Regions from separate parts of the Homo sapiens genome. Here region 1 is linked to region 2. Evidence: read pairs that join two places in POLR2A ChIA-PET (ENCODE). Cell type or tissue: GM12878. All regions are shown on one strand. Links, peaks and the distances in the headings refer to the core of each region. The heading gives the core; the rest is flanking DNA.

Evidence for each region. ChIA-PET counts read pairs that join two places held together with the same protein. Peaks named below come from ENCODE experiments on the same cell type or tissue, not always from the same donor. Only the 100,000 strongest peaks of a DNase experiment are listed, where the experiment ranks them.
Region 1: POLR2A ChIA-PET joins it to region 2 with 11 read pairs; 8 of 35 experiments call an interaction of 5 or more read pairs at or near these places.

The regions. Positions count from the first base shown.
Region 1 is chr2:196,266,848-196,270,847 of GRCh38, forward strand. The region is part of intron 17 of HECW2 (HECT, C2 and WW domain containing E3 ubiquitin protein ligase 2); the gene reads right to left. Among named protein-coding and RNA genes, the nearest start is that of HECW2-AS1, 8.8 kb to the left of the region's middle. In GM12878, for the core only: no CTCF peak of the experiment used is centred there; a DNase peak (open chromatin) is centred at 1,843; H3K27ac peaks cover 1,869 bases.
Region 2 is chr2:196,071,150-196,078,696 of GRCh38, forward strand. No RefSeq gene overlaps it. Among named protein-coding and RNA genes, the nearest start is that of DNAH7, 6.1 kb to the left of the region's middle. In GM12878, for the core only: no CTCF peak of the experiment used is centred there; no DNase peak of the experiment used is centred there.

The sequences.
Region 1 (4,000 bases), core at 1-4,000, 190 kb after region 2:
AACCCCAGGGCTCTTCAAATAGGATAATGAAAGGAAATAGAAGGTTCAAGTCTGCATTTGCCTCTAGTCTGGTGAATCCTGAGACACATATCCATTTGCCTTTTGTGGTTCAGAATTTCTTGACTCCCAAGTTACTGATTTCCTGATAACATAAAATATGGAATGATCTAATCTACCCAGAATGAAAAAATTATCACAGATCATGTCCTCATGGTGAGGGGAGTTATATAGGAAGCACTCAAGGAGGAAACAGCCTGCTGCCAAAAATAATCACTGGTGCCTGGGGAGAGCTGGACTAGTAGGGAACAGATTTACTGGCTGGACTTAATAATCATATTAGAGGGGAAATTCTCAACTCTTAACTCAGGTTCATGGCCTTTCTCATTACATAGTGCTATACAAACACCAATACTAAAAATTTTATTGAATTTTTAAATGTGCATTACATTCACCTATAAAATACTGTTAAAGGTTGTTTTCTAATGAATATATTTGTATTCGTATAAAATGTTAGAACTTTTTTTCAGCTTTTATTTTAGTGTCATAGCATACAAACATCTTCTTTCAGTGAGAACCAGTAGTAGCATATAATAATGCCATGGGGACACTACCCATTTTACAGATGTGGTACTGACGTTTGGAAGCTGATTTTTCTAACAGGGGAAATAAACATCTCCTGAGGTTTGTTTAAAAAAAAAAAGGACAGCAACTTAGTACCATTCACATTTGCGTGATAAATGAATTTATAGGGAGCAGTGATTTAAATACAGCAGTTGAAAGTAAAAGCCATATCACAATGCATGGAAAACCATAGCCACATAGACAGGAAGACACACCAGTGAAGTCTCAGGGAAGAGAAAACTATACATAGATGCAAACTAAATGAATTGCCTGCTATCCTCTGGCTTAGGATGAATCACAAGCAAACCAAGAAAACACAAAGTAAAGAGGTATACCTACTTCAATCTCTCAAGGGCTACCACTTTTATCATTATATTATGGGAAAAATAAGAAGGAATATTTATCTTAAGTGGTGTGCCACAGATGAGAAAGGACATATGCCAAGCTATGTTGGTACTGGGAGTCCTTGCTCCAGGTATGAATATAAGGTCCACAGTGAACTTTGACACATAGATTACTGAGTGGCTCCATTCCATGTATAAATCTGTTATCAAAAATATCATTGAAATAGGAAATTAAAGAAGTTCAGCCTATTTCCCACCCCTGTGTTTGTGGGAATGCTCCTCACAACTATATAAAACAGAATGTTCTCTTAGATATACAAACTTCCCCTTTACGATGTTATGATAAGCAAAATATTTAACTCCCAAAAACTTGACAGAAAATGAAAGTGCAGTGTGACACACACTCTGGATAGGAGGAGTGGTATTATCTCATTGATTTACTTTTACTTATCATGACAGCATCTGCTTCCCATGGTCACATTCTGTAAAGATGGAAATATATTTCATAGCCTATCAAATAATTGCATAAAAATAGATTACCATGTGAATCCTATGTTAGAAGAAAGATTATGCTTAACTGAGGACTCTAGATGCCACTAAAAAAAAATCTTCAACATCTTTAGGAGATTAGAGACTTTTCAGACTCTAAAAAGCAGAAAGAAAACAAAACAAAACTTGAAGCTACCAACTTGGGCCTGCAGCTTTTCCCTCTGTTAGGATCTGTTAAGATTCTGTCAAGTCATTAAAGACTAATGACAAATGCCCTGTCCAGGTAGATTAGATCACCTAATCTCTCTGATGGTGGAGATTTAAAGATATGTTAATTCGTATTACACACTAATGTGGAACGCAGAGAAAAAGTGAAAAACTTCTTGAGTTTCCTGTTTTGTGGGGGATGGGGTACACTTAGAGGAACAGATATTAACTAGTGGCATGTGTTGGTTGGAAGTGGTAGAAGAGAGAGAAAATAGAGTTCCCTTTATTTTGTGATTAGCAAAAGAGGAAGAATTTTGTTTGTTTTGCTTTGAGGTCTAGGATTGCTAACATTTCTAATTAGATCACTGAGGGGCTTGTTTCTGCAATTTTTTAGAACTAAAACTTCTTACACAAGATTCTCTAGGGGAACGTGGATTACTGAGTGGATGCCATAATAAACAAACATGCAAAATCTTCACTTGCATAATTATTATAATTTTTCCGTGGTTAAGAACAGCATGCTTATGTTGGGGAAGGCACTAAGAGTTGAGTCAAATGTTATTAACCATGTGAAACCAGGTGAAACTGGGATTTTTATATACACAGTGTTTATAGTATAATACTTGAAATTTTTTGTAGCTTTAGCCTTTACAAACTTTAGAAGGTAATGACAACTTTAAAGACATGAGACCAAGGTCAGGCACAGTGACTCATGCCTGTAATCCCAGCACTTCGGGAGGCCGAGGCGGGAGGATCACCTGAGGTCAGGCATTCAATACCAGCCTGACTAACATGGTGAAATCCCGTCTCTACTAAAAATACAAAAATTAGCTGGGTGTTGCGGTGGGCACCTGTCATCCCAGCTACTCGGGAGGCTGAAGCAGGAGAATCGCTTGAACCCGGAAGGCAGAGGTTGCAGTGAACCGAGATCGCACCACTGCACTCCAGCCTGGGCGACAAGAGTGGGACTCCGTCTCCCCCTACCTCCAAAAAAAAAAAAAAAAAAAAAAAAAGACATGAGACCAAGAATATCGTGAGTATATTTGGTAATTTATTTTCAAATCGACAACTATATACATATATATTTTTACATTCAGTATGTGCAAAATGCTATTCTAGATATTTGAACAGTAAGGAGGAAAAATAATGATGAGTTGGATAAGATCCCTATTTGCAAGGCTCTTAAAATCTAATTGGAAAATAACGCATAAGGACTTGAAAAGTCAAATCAAAACACAAAAGTCATAAAGTCAAACCAGTACAAAGGACAATGTGATACATTTCATGACTCATGATCAAAATAGTGTCAAGACCAAAGGTTATTGCAGCCAACTGTGCCATCAGAATTATACAGAGAGGTTTTGAAAAAATAATTCTTAGGCTCTACCCCAGACCTCTTGAATTAAATTTCTGGGTAGGGCATGGGAGAACAGGGGTATAAATTCTGAGAAGGGAGAGGAATTGGAGGAGGCATGACCTGGCATTTTGTATTATATAAAGCTTCCCAGGTGATACTGATGAAAACAGTTTGGCACAACTTAGTGGATCAGTATTTGGGAATCACTGCTGTGGGCCAGGATGGTACCACCAGGCAAATATACTTCTACCAGTAAAGGTGACAACTGGACTTGGGGTTAAGAAAGATTTTCAGCAGAAACTCTTCTTTTCCTATTCCCACTGATGCCTAGCACACTTAGATAGAGAAATACTAGCCTAGATCATGAAAGTGAGAGTCCACAGTGGAGTTGAAAGATTTCAAGGAGGGAAAGCTTCTGCTGGGTTTTAGTGGAAAAATCTTGCTTCCCAAACTTAGAAGGAGAGAAAAGCTTGCCAGGGAAGGGGAACAGCATGTATTCAGGAAAGTAAAACTGGGCTTGAGAAATGATGTTTTGAAAAGTTGTTTAGAAGAGAGGGCTCATGCAAGGTGAGGCTCAGTTTTAGAGAATATCAGATTCCCTACTTAGGTTCTAATCTGTTTTTATTATGGAAAAATGTGAATACCAAGTCTGGAACTCTATATATCTCAGTTCAATAAACTGTATGCTACTTTTGCTTACTCAAGTTACACTCAAAAAGTTATGTCATTAATTTCATTATAATCTGCACTTCTAGGATAAACGCTTGGCTTAAATTTTTTTTTCATATTTCGTTTTTTAAATAGGGTTCTGGGTTGTTTAGTTGATTTTATTCACCTTTATTTATTTTTTTTTTGAGACAAAGTCTCACTCTGTCGCCAGGCTGGAGTGCAGTGGTGCAAATCTCAGCTCACTGCAACCTCCACCTCCCAGGTTCAAGCGATTCTCCTGCCTTAGCCTCCCGAGTAGCTACAGGCACACACC
Region 2 (7,547 bases), core at 1,899-5,898:
ATGAGGAATTAATGTTTAATGGGTACAGAGTTTCAATTATGCAAGATGAAAAAAAATTTGAAGACGAACGATGGTGATGGTTGCACCACAATGTGAATGGACTTCATGCCACTGAATCGTACACTTGACAATGGTTAGAATGATAAATTTTATGTTATATATGTTTTACCATAATTTTAGAAATTTGTTTTAAATATCCTTAAAGTAAGAGGAGGAAAACTGAAACCAAAAAATAAAGAAGGAAAAATGACAAGATCATATTCCCATTTTACAGAAATCACCCTAATTTCAGCATGGTAGAGGGATAGTAGGTAGGTGGGACTGGCAGTAACAGAGAAACCTGTTAGAAGACTATTACAAGAGTACAGTGAGGGATGAGGATGGCTGGAACTGAGCCAATGACAGTAGGAATGGAGTGGACACATTCAAGAGATATGTGGGAGATGACTTAAGATGTGGATGTTTAAAGGTAAAAGGTTGAGGATCATTTTACTGCTTTGGATACCTGAATGGATGGTGGTATCGTTCACTGAGTAAGAAAAAGGAGGAGAATAAACAGGCTTTACAGAGAAAGTGATAAGTCCAGCATTGGGCAGATTGAGTGTGAGATATCTATAGGACATGGAAGTGTGTATGTGGCTGGTAGACACTGCACATATTGGTCAGAGCTCAGAAGATAATTCCTGGGCTAAGGACATGGATCTGAGGCTTACATATAAATGACATCTGAATCCATGAGCATACATGAAATGGTTCAAGGAGTATGTAGGGACAGAACGGAAAGGAACCTAGTAAAGAAAAAACTAAAACCTAAACACTACCAATCTTTATGAATTGGATAGAGGGGGATCCTGCAAAGAAAATCGAGAAAAAGTAGCTAGATATAACAGGGAACTCAGAATATAGAATCATAGAAACAAAGAAAAACAATATTTCAGGAAAAAGAATATAGAGAACAGTATCAAAAGCTTCTGACAATATGTAATCTAAGGATTTAAAAGTATCCATTGGATAGAGTGCCAAGGAAGTCATTGGTGAACATGGCAAAGGAGTTTCAGTACAATGCAGTGGGAGGATTTGGGGCCAGATTCCAGAGGCTGAAGAGTGAAAGGAGGGAGACTGCCAGAATAGACAATCTTCAGAAAGTTTAGGTTATGAATAAGAGAGATAGACTGGGGACTGAATGGATTCAGGGAGAGAGGCACTATATTTTTTCAAATAGGAAAGTTTTGTTTGTGTTTAAATGCAAATAGGAAAGGAGAAGATGAAGATAGAGGAAAAAGTAAAAGGAGATAGGATTAATTTCAGATGGAGAGATCTTATAAGCACGCCTTGTAAAAGGAAGAAGAAGGAAGGATGAGTGGAAATGTGGGTGTTTAAAGCTTGCTTGTGTGTAGTTGGGGACATCCCCCCCCAAAAAAAATGAATTTTATTTTTTCTGTGGTATAGAAAGCAAAATCACCTTTCAAGAACGAGAAGAAAGGTAGGAGGCAGGGGATGGTCAAAAATTTGAGGAGGAAGAAGTTTCAATGACTATGTGGCAGAAATGGAGAGAGAACAAAAGTGATTAAAGAAATAGAGGAAAAGCTCAGCTGAAGTTGAAGCCTCTGAATCAGCGCCAGCCACTATCCACTTGGCTCTGCACCACTCTCCAAAGGTCTTCAACAGACCAGACTTAGGTTCAGAGAAGACAAACACACAGTGTCTTTCCCAGGCTGGTATAACAGGAGAACAGAGCATGAGAATAGAGAATCTGATAAGAGTGAAGTTGAAATAAAAAATCACAGAAACTAAAATAATGAGTAGAGGAAGAAAGGACTGTTAACTGTGGAGAAAGGGAATGGGATGGAGAGGGTCTCAGAAAGGGTGACATAGTGAGAGAAACTAACTCTCAAAACACAAAGTGAAGCAGTGAGGGTATTGTCTCTGTGATTTCAGAAGTAGAGCTATTCCAGGTGTTGAGAATGTCCCCAGTGTGGCCACAGAAGTGGGGACTGAAGTAAAGGACTTTGCCATGGAAGGTCAAGGAACTAAGTTCCTCAAGCTATGGCTGTTCGCATGGATGCTGAAGTAGCATAGCGTAGGGGAGAACTGTGAGCCGATGTCTTCAACGAATGAAGCTGAGTCAAGGAGAGGAGATGCTATGAGCCTAAGATTAGTAAGAATTCATAGTGGAAAACAGAAGATAAATGTTGCAGACCCCATATCCCAAACTTGGAAGAATGGAAAAGCCTAAACAGAAATAGGCTTGAGGGAGAGACAAATTTCATTAAAGACCTGGAGATAAGAATAGAGTTCTCAGAATGGGTTGAAGATGTAGTTTTGTTTCATAGCCTAAGGGTACAGTGATAAGCGTTGAAAGTCAGTAAAGTACTAGGGGGTTCAGTCAGCCAATTAGAAGCAAAAAGCACTTAAGAAAAAAAAGATTGCCTCAAGGGTTTACTCCACAGGCAATAACCAACAGATATAAAGGTGTACTACGTTTAGCAGCTGCCAACCTGATGCCAAAAGAACTAGTCCCAGCAGTTCCGAGGTGTTTAGAAGGAGTTTCAGATTCTTGGCAAAAGTTCAAGGTTAACTGGATTGCTTCATGGAGGGTCATAGTCCACATGAGCAGGCCAGGAGACACTGAGGGATTCACAGCAACAGCATGAGACACAGATGAGCCTAAAAACATTAGCCATCCACCTTCCACTCTTTACCATCTGCCAGCTTTCCTTCTTCAATCCTCTGCTATCTCACTGTCCATTCACCTTCAATCTCAAAAGCCATCGTTGAAATCTACAAACATCAGGCTATTCTGACTTGCTACATTGCCTCCACTAGGCCACCATATATAGCTGGAGTCAACCTCTATTTTCAGGTCAACCCTGGAGTCAACCTCTGATTTGCAGAATCCTGTTTCTAAATTTGTCTTTGGGTGGGTATCTTGCCAGAATTATGGAAGGAAAGTAATTTTTTAAAAATTGGCAAGGACAATTCCTTTGTATTTGTCAGTTATCGTGATCCCTGTCAAGCAAGAGGAATGTGGCTTTCAGCACTGACTTCTTAGAGTAATTCTCACAATAATCAGTAATGTCACCAATTATACTGAATGCTGAGATGGGAGAAATAAGCTAGCTAATCTCTGTCCCCACTGTTCAGGTTAAGACCAGCGCAAAATCCTGATAAGAATCAATACAGTTCTCAAAATATTCTGAATGAAGTTTTTGTTTAGACATGTTGGACCACTGTATCTCACAAATTATAAAAAGGAACTTTATCAATCTTGTCATTTGTCTCTTGAAAGATCCTCTTTTGCACTTAGTGCTTGATTTGGGTAAAGCTGTCTGTATGCTTTTGGTTTACTAATCTATAAATATGGAAGTCCATTTTAAAAGAAGGTATCTGGGGACTAAAACTGGTTCCTCCATTTAACCAAATATGAAAGACCAAATAAAGAAAAGAAATTGAATTACTGATATTTTGGTTCCCTGAGCTTGAACTTCAGTTACATTTATGATCTTGTGTTTTCTCTTATGGTTTGGATGTTTTTTGCTAAAATGATTTTATTAGACATGAACCAAATGTTTGCTTAGGAATTTTATGCCCAAACTTGTGCTGATTCTAAGGGAATTTTTTACAAGACTATGTTTTTTTTTTCCCTTAAAATATATTGTGTAAGCTTATGCAGCTGCTGAGTTCTGACTTTTTATGTTGTTATTTGTTACTACTTTTTTTTTTTTTTTTTTACCTCCTGCTTTTGAAACTGTAGCATGTGTGGAAGGAAGCAAGGAGTGCTAGAGCTTATTTTACATCCTCCTTTGAGGCAGTGTGGCAGCTTTTTTGTTACCTTAGGATGGAGTATAAGATTGGGAAAATCAAATGTACAACTTAAAACAGAGTCCAGAATCTGGTTTGTTGTTGTTGTTTTGCCATGCTTCTCTCTTTGTGAACTGATACTTGTACTCATTATCCTCATCTTGCTCAGTCAACAAATATTTCCTACCTGCAGTAGGCCAGACACCATTCTAGGCATGAGAGATACAGAGAGCAGCCAAGATCCCAGTTTCTGTTCTAGGAAAGAGAAATGGAAAATTAGTGAGAAAAAAATAAGTAAATTAATAAATGAATAATTTGAGTTGGTAAAAAGTCCAAAAAGAAAATGAAACAAGGTAATGGGAGAGACTGTCATCAATGAACACATCTTCCAGGAGACATTTGAGCTGGGATCTGAATGACCAAAATGAGCCAGCCATTCAAATACTTTGGAAATGAGTTTCCCAGGAAGTAAAGAGCAGCTAGATCACAGGTCCAAGTAGGGGAATGAGTTTGAAATGTCCAAAGGCCTGAAGAAGGCCAGGACCATAGTGAGGAAGGATGTTATTTTAATTACATGGAGAAATCATAAACGCAAACAGGGCAAGAGGGGTAGGAGGAAAGCCAATTAGGAGCCTACTGGAATAGGCCCGGGAAATACCAATGGTGGCTTAAACTAGAAGGAGGCAAAATTAGAAAGATGGAGAGAAGAGGACAAATCAGGGATATATTTTGGAAGAAAATCTGCTAGGACTTGCTAGAATAGATGTAAGGGATGATGATAAGGTAAAATTACTCCTAGGGTTATTTTTTTTTGCCTGAACCTCTTGGTGGATGGTTGTGCCTTAAAATGAGGAAGGCCAGGAAGCAGAAAGACATGTTGGAAGGTGAAAGAAAATTTAAAACTCATCTGGGTGTGTTGGCTCATGCCTGTAATCCCAGCACTTTGGGAGGCCTTGACCAGTGGATCACCTGAGGTCAGGAGTTCCAGACCAGCCTGGCCAACATGCTGCAAAAATTAGCTGAGTGTCATGGTGTAAGCCTGTAAATCCCAGCTACTTGGGAGGCTGAGGCATGAGAATCGCTTGAATCCAGGAGGCAGAGTTTGCAGTGAGCCGAGGTCGCCTCAGTGTACTCCAGCCTGTGCAACAGAGCAAGACTGTCAAAAAAAGGAAAGGAAAGGAGAGAGGAAGGGAGGCGAGGGGAGAAGGGAGGGAAAGGGGGAGGGGGAAAGGAAGTGGAAAGAAGGGAAGGAAGGAAGGAAATTAAATTTAAAATTCAGTTTTTTTTAGTGGTGATTTCTGAGATTTTAGTACACCTGTCACCTAAGAAATGTACACTGTACCCAATATGTAGTCTTTTATCCTTCACCCCCTCCCACCTTGAGTCCCCAAAGTCCATTATATCATTCTTATGCCTTTGTGTCCTCATAGCTCAGGTCCCACTTATAAGTGACAACATACAGTATTTGGTTTTCCATTCCTGAGTTACTTCACTTAGAATAATGGCCTCCAGACCCATCCAAGTTGCTGCAAAAGACATTATTTTATTCCTTTTTTATGGCTGAGTAGCACTCATGGTGTATATATACCACATCTTCTTTATCCACTCATTGGTTGATAGGTACTTATGTTGGTTCCATATTATTGCAACTGTGAATTGTACTGCTATAAACATGGGTGTGCATGTGTCTTTTTTATATAATGACTTTTTTTCCTTTGGGTAGATACCCAGTAGTGGGATTGCTAGATGGAATGGTAGTTCTGTTACCAGGGATGCTGCCTTGGGATGGATCCTTTAACCGAGATCAACAGAGCTGGAGCTCTGGACCAGCAATCTCAGTTCTTGTGATAGTGAGCAAAGAAATGCAAACTAACAGCAAAGTGCAAGCTCAAAGCAAAGTTCATTAAGGCACAGTAATACACTCTCAAAGGGAGAGTGGGCCAACTTCTACGAAGTGAAATCAGCCACTCTTTGCAGAGCTCAGGATGCTTTTATGGGAGGAGTTGAGGCCTGGGCTGTGTTTGAGTGACAGGATGATGTCATTTGATTGGCAGTTTATAGTTACATAGCTGAAGTTAAACTGAGCATGTTTTTACCGATCTTTCGTTAAGAAAAGCCCACTCAGAGGGGCAAAACCACAAGTAAATTTTACTATAATGACTGTATAATAAGGATGGGGTTCCCCAGGGTTATGGCCTAGATCAAGCTTGTCCAAATGTGGCCCAGGACAGCTTTGAATGTGGCCCAACACAAATTTGTAAGCTTTATTAAAACATTATGAGATTTTTTGCAATTTTTCTCTTTTTTCTTTTTTTTTGCTCATCAGCTATTGTTAGTGTTAGTGTATTTTATGCATGGCCCAAGATGATTCTTTCAATGTGGCCCAGGGAAGCCAAAAGCTTGGAAAACCCCTGGCCTAGATGGACGGGGCATGTGTCACATTAGGAAATTTTTATCTGTGCCCCAGTTTTTCTTTCCCCAGGATGTGCTGGCCACAGACTTTATCACAAATTCTGTCCATTAGGGTGGAGCTATGGTGATTTGGGGGCTGAATTTAGGTGGGCCAGGGCCTGTCTTAGTGACAGCCCTTCTGCTTTCTTCTCTCACCCCCTCCGAGCTGCTAATGTCTACCTAACTACCTAACAGCTCTACTTTTAGCTCTTTAAGGAATCTCCATACTGTTTTCCATAATGGTTGTACTAATTTACATTCCCACAAGCAGTGTAAAACTGTTCCCTTTTCACCACATCCACACCAACATCTATTGTTTTTTGACTTTTTAATTATGGCCATTCTTGTAGGAGTAAGGTGGTATCTCATTGTGGTTTTAATTTGCATTTCCCTGATGGTTAGGGATGTGGAGCATTTTTTCACATGTTTATTGGCTGTATCTCTTCTTTTGAGAACTGTCTATTCATATTCTTTGCCCACTTTTTGGTGGGATTATTTCTTAAAAACTCAGTTTTAAGCATGTTAAGTTTCAGTTGCCTAGTAGGCATCCAGTTGAGATGCTGAAGAGGCAGGAAACCATCCTGGTCTGGGTGCAGCTCCTGTCAGGGTATAGATTCAAAGTTCATCTAAATATAGACGGTCATTGAAGTCATGAGATTAGATGAGATCATCAAACGAGATAGAATAAATAAAAAAAAGAAAGAAAGATGGTTTAAGGACCAAGCCCTGGGGGCTGTTGTTTTCTCTTTCTGGAAACTTGAAATTTAAAAATAACATATTTTGTCAACATATTTTATCATATTTTATCAAAGAATTATGCAAGCACAAAGTTAGAGTTATAATAGATAACTGAGATATAAAAGAACCCTACAAAATGTGGTTGACAGTTCATGCGTGTGGTATTTGTTTGTGAAAACCCTGAGCTATGTATGGACCAATTCCCATGAAAACAAATAATGATGTTGCTTTATTACCACACATTGACCTTCAGCTAATCACAACCAGACCTGAAAAACACAAATGATTGCATTAGTTTCTTTGAACACTAGAGGGAGATAAAGTCACCTGTAAATCAGGAAAATAGAAAAATCCTTTTTTCCTACAGAACTACTCTTACCACAGAATCATAGAATATTTTAAAGTTTGATTATTTTTACAATCATCAAGAAATACAGTCATGTATTATAAAACTGGAACAAGCCAGGCACGGTGGGTCACTCCTGTAATCCCAGCACTTTGGGAGGCCAAGGCGGGCAGATCACCTGAGCTCAGGAGTTGGAGACCAGCCTGGGCAA